Regions from separate parts of the Homo sapiens genome. Here region 1 is linked to region 2. Evidence: read pairs that join two places in POLR2A ChIA-PET (ENCODE). Cell type or tissue: Panc1. All regions are shown on one strand.

Region 1 (4,000 bases), 290 kb before region 2:
AAGAGAAGGCATCTAGAGATGCAGTCAGGGTATGAGGGGGAGGGGAGGAGCAGATTGGTTAACTTCAGGTTCTTTCCTCACATGGGTTAAAGCAGAGGGGATCTCCCTATTACGCCAGCTTAGGGTAGCTGGGCCCCTTTTGACTGATTGCTGTGAAATTCTGTTTTTTTGTTTTATTTTTGTTTTTGCGGGTGGCCAGAGGGAAGCTGGCCTGTTTAAGGATTTGGCTATCATCTCTGTCTTGATTTATTGGCAGTTCAGATCTCACAAGGAAACAGCTTAGGTTTTGGTTTGGTGAGTGGAACCTTAGCATGAGTGACTCCATTTTGGGTTGGTCTGTTGGGACCTAGTGCAGGAGCTCAGTCCAAATCAGTATCCTCCCATAGATTTTTTTGACCACTATAAATGTGGTCTGAGTTTTGAAGTATAACTGATAAAACATGTTTCTCCTCTCTACCCAGTGGCCAGGCCCTTTCCCACTGCTGTGAGGTCGGCAGCATCCTTCACCATCCTATGGCTCTGACAGTTGCTGACTCTCCTTTTTTTTTTTTTTTTTTTTAATTTTACTTTAAGTTCCAGGATCCATGCGGAGAACATGCAGGTTTGTTACATAGGTATACGTGTGCCATGGGGGTTTGCTGCACCTAATGACCCGTCCTCCAAGTTCCCTCCCCTTACCCCCGCCCCCAAACAAGCCCCAGTGTGTGGTGTTCCCCTCCCTGTGTCCATGTGTTCTCATTGTTCAATTCCCACTTATGAGTGAGAACATGTGGTGTTTGGTTTTCTGATGGGGTTGCTGACTCTCGAATGAGCTGCTCGAGGGAAGGATAAGGTGCAGTTCATGCCAGAATCCCCAGCTTCCCATGCAGGCTGGGGACATAGTGGGTTCTCCTGAAATACTGGGTCACTTGAATTTGATATGATGTATATATATTCACCTCTAGTCCATAGGTACATATAGTCTATATATTAAAAAGACATTGGATTTTGACTTAAACTAGATGTTTCTCAAGCAGCACCAAGACGGTGCTAGAGCCTGGGTTTGGCCAGAGAATTGGGTCCCGGTCAGAAGTGAGTGGGGATGGCTGGCGAGCAAGGTGTCTGTAGGGCAGCACAGGATGTCTGGTGAGCAGACAGCAAGCTTCTGTCCTGCCCCGAGTGCTGAGGAGCGAGGTGACTGCCTACATGGTGATGCAAAGATTTGGGCACGCTTCCGGCTTTCAGGCCAAACAACTCCTCGCTTGCTCCATGGCACCACTGATCCCAGCAGTGGCCCGAGGGAGCTCCTTCCTGCTGCTTCATGCTCTGACACTTTGGGGGGCTCCTTTCCCCACCACGTGGGTCTCCTGTCAGCCTCGAAGTGTCCTGCGCCCCTCCCTGGCTACGCCCAGGTGTGCCTCCCCTGGCCGCACCTCCTCTGTGCTCCTGCGTCTCTCTGTTCTTCTTTAGAGTGGTTCTGCACGTCAGCAGCATCTGTGGTGTGGGCCTGGGACCCTTCAGAACAGGGGCTCCTGCCCAGCCTCTGGGTCCCCCACCTGTGGCCCAGGGAAGGCTCTTTGTTCCTCAGCCCCAAGCTGTATCTGGTGAGAACAGATGCGTAGTCCCGGAGCTCAAGTTCTGGGAAGGGCAGTGCCCTTTTCTGTGGGGCCCTGGGCTTGTTCTGCATTGTTTCTAAGAGGAGCTGCCACTCAAATAGGCAGCCCTGCAATCGGAGGGCTGCGTGCTCCCCCTGATCAGCCCCCAGCTGCTTCTGGATACAACCGCACTACCCAGATGCTTCCTGGCCTCGCCCAGCTCTTGTGCTCCTGGCAGCCCTGAGCTCTGTCTTTGCTCCAGGCTGGAACAGCAAGCAAGCAGCTCCTGGTGGCCTGTGGCCAGTGCAGGAGGAACAGGAAGCAGCCCCCGTGGGCCACTGTGGGGCTGCACCAGGAGCTGTGCTCGGCTCCTGCTTCTCCCTGGTTTGGCCTAGAAGCTGGAAGTCTGCCCGAATCTGTGCGTCGTGTCTTGGGAATTCATCCCTTCCTCCCTAGCACTTGGGTGCCCAGTGCTTGCTGAACCGTGGTGACCTGCTGACTCCTTCCCTTGCCTGCCACTGGTAGTGACCTGGCCTGGGGACAGGGAAAGGACGCCCATTCATTGGCAGGGTGAGTGGAGAAGTGCTTGGTGGGCTGGTTTTGCAGCCACTGAAAACCTGAATCACACTGAGTCATCCTGTTGGCCTTGCTGGTGTGTGAGTGCTGGCAGAGTCTGGGTACCAAATGCCCCGGGCCTTGTGTCCTTCCCCATTTACAACCCCCTCCTCCCCATCTCACCAGGCCAGGGAACAAGCCCTACCGCACATTACATGGAAGCGAGTGTGCTCAGAAATGCAGGTTCTCCCGAGGGGCAGCCCTCAGTCACAAGCCAGACTAGTCACGCACCCCCGGCTGTGGGTGGCTTCCTGACCCAGAAGTGCCCAGTTTTGCCTACAGTCCTGGTGGAGCCGGTGGTGGTCAGAGAGTTTCACTGTCTCCAGCGCTGTGTTGTCGTTTCTGTCAAGCGATGGGCCCATTTCTGTCTAGAGCCCCTCTCTCAGGTCCTGATCCTGCTGGGATGTTGGTGTCTGTGACCCAGAATAGCTCAGTCAGGGGTGTGCGGGGCGGCTCCGGTGGCCATCCTCACTTGACGTCATGGCAAGCCCTGACTCAGGCTGTCTGTTCTCCCCTGGCCGGGCCCAGATGAGCCGCACGTGGCCCTCATTCCTGACAGCTTTGCTGCAGGTTGCAGCTGTCTCAGGAGACCAGATGCTTTGGGAGAAGGCACTGGATGTACTTGAAGTCAAGGGGCTGTGTCCGAGTTCTGTATTTAAAAATCCTCTTTAGAGTCAAGGCTTCTGTGACTGGCTGCCACGTCCTACGCCTCTTCCGGGAAACGTAGGAACAGCACACAGTAGCAGGGACAACACCACGTGGCTCCAACAGTTTCAGAAACAGCTGTTTCTTCATGTTCCTGGTGCTATTTCTGCAGAAGAACCCACTCACGTGTGAGCTGGTGGATCAGGCCCAGGTTGTTAAAAGCTGGTCTTCTAGATTGCCCGACACCATGCCTCTGAACACGGAGTGAATTCCTTTCTTCCGCGTTATGAAATACACAGTGTTTTTATCAGGACTCCCGCTGCTGGGCACTTCTATTTAAACAGAATAAGCTTTGTTGATTAGGGTCCTTCTCATGTGGAATCTCTGGTATTTTGGACGAGGTCAGGGCTTTGCACATTTTGTGAGCAGAAGGTGGGTCAGGGAACTTAGGAGTCTAAATGATGCCTATCAGCTGTCTCTCTGGTGTGTCAGCCTGAGCCAGTGGTTGGCCTTGGGCCCACTGCCTGAGCTCACACCCTGCCTGTAGAACTTGTGCCTCCTTCAAATCAGCGTCCCCTTTGGGGAAAATATATGGAGGCCATGAATCAAGCTTGGCCAACCAATGGTCCGCTGGCCGTATGCAGCCAGGGATAGCTTTGAATGTGGCCCAACACAACTTTGTAAACGTTCTTAAAATATTATGAGATTTTTTGCAAAGAAACTCAGTTTCTTCAATTAAAAAAAATGCAATTTTATTTTGTTTGTTTAGCTCATCAGCTATTGTTAGTGCATTTTATGTATGGCCCAAGACAATTCTTCTTCCAATGTAGCCCAGGGAAACCAAAAGATGGGACACTCCTGCTATAAATCAGTAACGGGTCCTCAGGAACTATTGAACCCCCATTTACATGCAAAATGTTTGTACTTGTTAAAATAAATCCACATAAGGACCTTTCTAGGGAACACTTTCTTGCTGAGGATAAGTCCTTACATGTAGTTGAAAACAGTGAGATATGTCATAAGTTGATGTCAGGGTCGACCCACAGCTTAGACTTGACCGGCGCCCTGATGTCAGCGGGTATGGGTATGGAGTCCCTGGGGGGGGCGTGCGGAAGAAAGAGCAGAACAGGGAGGAAACAGACACCAGAACGCTCACCTTTTACGGT
Region 2 (4,000 bases):
GCACAACAATGTGAGAACGACGATGTCAAGCTTACTTTTGCAGGACAGGAGACTGAGGCTCAGAGAGGCTAAAATACTTGCCTAAGATCACACAGTCATTAGCGGTACAGCCAGGATCGGAAGCCAACGTTGTCTGACTCCAGAGCTTGCTCTGTTGTGTGTGCTCTCAACACTACATCTCTAATTCTCCACCCCTCCCAATCCCAAGCCTCTCCTTATTGAGAATATGGACTAAATCTTTGGGGGAAAATCCAAATGCTGACACCAAATCTAGAAAGAGCTTTCTTGGACTGGACTTTGAAGGAACATTTTTGGCTCAAACTTACACTTGGACCACATCTACTTCATCTTTAGTTAATCGGCTTCAGTGTTCTCATTTCCTTGTGTGTAAACGGAAGCAAAGTTGGACAAGGATGTCCGTGACCTTGGACCAAAGGAGACTTTCACTTTATTTGAGGAAATCCTTGTCTTCCTCCAGGAGATGAGAAGGAATCGGTCCCAGCCCAGGGAGATGGATTCTTTCCTCTGCTGCTCTGACAGCCATCTCGGCAACTCTCCCGACCAAACTCCCCAGGCTGTGGCGTGCCCCGCCGTGTGGTTCCTGTTGGGGTAAGATTTGGCTCCATGTCTCCCTCCACCCATTAATCTTCATTTTAGTTTGTTACTTATAAAGATACATCTTGAAACACTCAAGAAGTGAAGGAGGAGTTCCTCCCTGTCACAGACAGCATGCTTCAAGGATTGCTATTTCTTCAACCTGGCCAACTTGGATGTCAAAGTGGACATCCTCTGGGAGGAAACGGCCTTGGAATTTTTCCTTGCTTTTCACTATGTCCCCCTCCCTATATCCAGATTTGTCTAAAACAGCAAAACCCATTTTATTATTGTGTCTATGACCAAGAGGACAGGGATGCCTTTTGTGGCCCCAGAGTTGAGGGATCCCTTGACCTCGTGGTGATCCCAGTGACCATGGTCCCCACACCATGTGCCTCAGCCTGGCTGCCCTGTAATGTCCTCTTCCTGGAGCCAGTGCACTTCCACTCAACCCAGCAAGCTCATAGGCAATTTCCTGGGCAGCAAATAGTTATTATTACTCAGATTTTGGGACAGGGTTCTTGTCCTTGGGACCCACCCTACCCTCACACCTTTGTTAAATGGATATTGCTACTGGTAGTTACCTACTTATTTTTTCCTGCGCTTCTGTTTTGGGGAAAGTCAGATAGGGGAGAGGTTCTGACCATTGGACAGCTGGTTGAAAGAATAAGCATTCCTTAGGAAGCGGAGAATTCTTATCTTGAGGGAATAAGAATCCTGGTATAATGCATTATCTAATTTTGACTTTCAGGAAAATGGCTTCATGGGGGCCAGAAAAGAAAGGAATTAACATTTACTGAGCTCCTGCTATTCTATTAAGTCCCTGTGTTCATGGCCTTTGCTATCTACTTTATTTACATTTACATTATCTTATTTAATTTCTGGCAACCATAGATTTTTTTTTTTTTTTTTTTTTTTTTTTGGTAAGGAAAATTCAGGCTCAAGGAAGGTAGCAGAGGTAAATCTGGGATATAATTGCCAGATAGCCCCAGCTTCAAACTTTATGCTTTTTCTGTCATTACACAAATCTGATTTTTTTTTCTTTCCTTTTCCAATTTTGTATTTTAGGGAAGTTCAATTAATCAGTACTTGTTATAGAAAATTAGACTTACTTTTCTGTGGTTTCATTAAGTTGATTTAAATTATTGATTGCCACAAATTAGAATAAACCATTGGGATTTACATTACCTTGTTTATTAATTCACCAATGTTTATTGGACACCTGCTGTTTTCAAGAAACTAAGAATAAAAAATAAGACCTCGTTACTTTTCTCAAACAGCCCAGAGTATGGCCTCAGAGACAACTATGTAAACTGCAATATATTAAGTGAACAGAGAAACGTGTATAATGGTATAGGATTATGAAATAGGAAGTGGTTAATTCTGGCCTGGAAAAGTCAGGGATGGCTGTGGTGACATTTTATTAGGTTTTAAAGAATAAGTAGGAGTTTCCTAGACAAATAATTATTATTGAGAAGGATAGTTACAACACATATGATAGTGTGAACTTTCAAATAGGATTGCGTATGAGAAGGCCAAGCAACATCCATTGTTAGTCTACCAAGATGTTTCACAAGGCAGTCAGTATCAACGAGAATTTTTCATGGTGTAAGGTCTGATCTTTAGCCTTGTTATAAGGGCAATTCACTAAGATTGTGTTCCATTTCTTGGTGCAGACTCGCATTAACCAAGCTCATAAGGCTGAGGTAAAAACCATACTTCCAATGTGATATAGTCTGGATATTTGTCCCCATCCATATCTCATGTTGGATTGTAATCTCCAGAGTTGGAGGTGGGGCCTGGTGGAAGGTGTTTTGACCATGGGAGTGTATCCCTCATGAATAGCTTCGGCCATCCTCTTGGTGACAAGTGAGCTCTTGCTCTGAGTTCACATGAGATCTGGTTGTTTAAAAGTATGTGACACCTCCCCTGACTCCTCTCTGTCTCCCTTGCCCCTGCTCTTGCCATGTGACATGCCTGTTCCCCCTTTGCCTTTCACAATGATTGTGAGCTTCCTAAGGCTTCATCGGAAGCTGAGCAGATGTCAGCACCATGCTTCCTGTGAAGCTTGCAGAAGTGTGAGCCAATTAAACTTCTTTTCTTTTTTTTTCTTTTTTCTTTTTCTTTTTTTTTTTTTTTGAGACAGAGTCTCGCTCTGTCACCCAGGCTGGAGTGCAGTGGCCCCATCTCGGCTCATGGCAAGCTCCGCTTCCCGGGTTCCGGGTTCATGCCATTCTCCTGCCTCAGCCTCCCGAGTAGCTGGGACTACAGGCACCTGCCACCACACCCGGCTAAATTTTTTTTTTGTATTTTTAGTAGAGTTGGGGTTTCACCGTGTTAGCCAGGATGGTTTTGATCTCCTGACCTCGTGATCTGCCCACTTCGGCCTCCCAAAGTGCTGGAATTACAGGCATGAGCCACTGCACCCGGCCTAAACTTCTTTTCTTTATAAATTACCTAGTTTCAGGTATTTCTTTATAGCAGTGCAAAAACAGCCTAATACATTGCATATTAAATTAGAATGAGAGACATATCTGTCACACTGGCCAAAATATTTGCACTAGTCAAATAGCAACTTCTCTTCTTGTGGGCAAGTTACATGGGAAAGTCAATGATAGTATCAAAGTTCCTTGGTGAAAATGCATTCAGAGTATGATTATATACAGTTAGATAATTTAAGTGTCCCATGGCCCTGTGCTCCAGTAGCCTCTTCCGTCCGTTTTTGTAGTTGAACTAAATTTGCCGCAGAGACTGCAAGGGTTGAGCCCTTAGACCTGCTTCTTCCCTGGCCATTGCTGATATGCTGATATGGGCACTACTCTGTGCTCTTCTTACTCTGCTTCCAGGAATGACCAGGTGTCCTGCTTAACTTCACCTGTATTAATGTCTCCAGTTATTAATATAATAGCTTGGCTTTCAAGCCATTCTCTGTTTTTCAGTTAACTTTCAACATCTCGGCTCTGAGCTGGTGTCTCTGATACTGTTATTAACTCTCTGTTATTAACTTTACTTCCCTAATTTCCAAGTTGTTGGCAACCCTCACGACTGTTCCCCTGTAGAGATAATATCTGTGCTGCAGGATTTATGGAAAGACTGAGACAATGCATGGGAAAAGAGCCCTGTGCTGGGCAGCTGGTTAGTTCATTCTGTTCCTTTCTTTCCAAGGGTGGAAACTGTACAAATCCTCTCCCTAGATCTGTATCTCACTGGTCTCAGAAGACAAGGTTAAATTACTAAATCTCCTCTCTACTAAGCCTAAACTGTGGAGCAGGGAAAAGACTTTTCCCCCACTTTTAAGAGACCTTTTATTAATACTAGTAATGATCTCTGTGTTTGGGTCAGCAACTTCAATTACATTTTATAGGATCTTAGAGCTGGAGAGCATCTTTCTCAGACCTGTGCCTGT

Evidence for each region. ChIA-PET counts read pairs that join two places held together with the same protein. Peaks named below come from ENCODE experiments on the same cell type or tissue, not always from the same donor. Only the 100,000 strongest peaks of a DNase experiment are listed, where the experiment ranks them.
Region 1: POLR2A ChIA-PET joins it to region 2 with 7 read pairs; 2 of 35 experiments call an interaction of 5 or more read pairs at or near these places.

The regions. Positions count from the first base shown.
Region 1 is chr2:11,695,508-11,699,507 of GRCh38, forward strand. It overlaps a transcript of LPIN1 not described here. Among named protein-coding and RNA genes, the nearest start is that of NTSR2, 27 kb to the left of the region's middle. RefSeq lists an enhancer at 1,087-1,935. In Panc1, no CTCF peak of the experiment used is centred here; a DNase peak (open chromatin) is centred at 2,094; H3K4me3 peaks cover 427 bases; H3K27ac peaks cover 2,726 bases.
Region 2 is chr2:11,988,750-11,992,749 of GRCh38, forward strand. No RefSeq gene overlaps it. Among named protein-coding and RNA genes, the nearest start is that of MIR3681HG, 16 kb to the right of the region's middle. In Panc1, no CTCF peak of the experiment used is centred here; no DNase peak of the experiment used is centred here.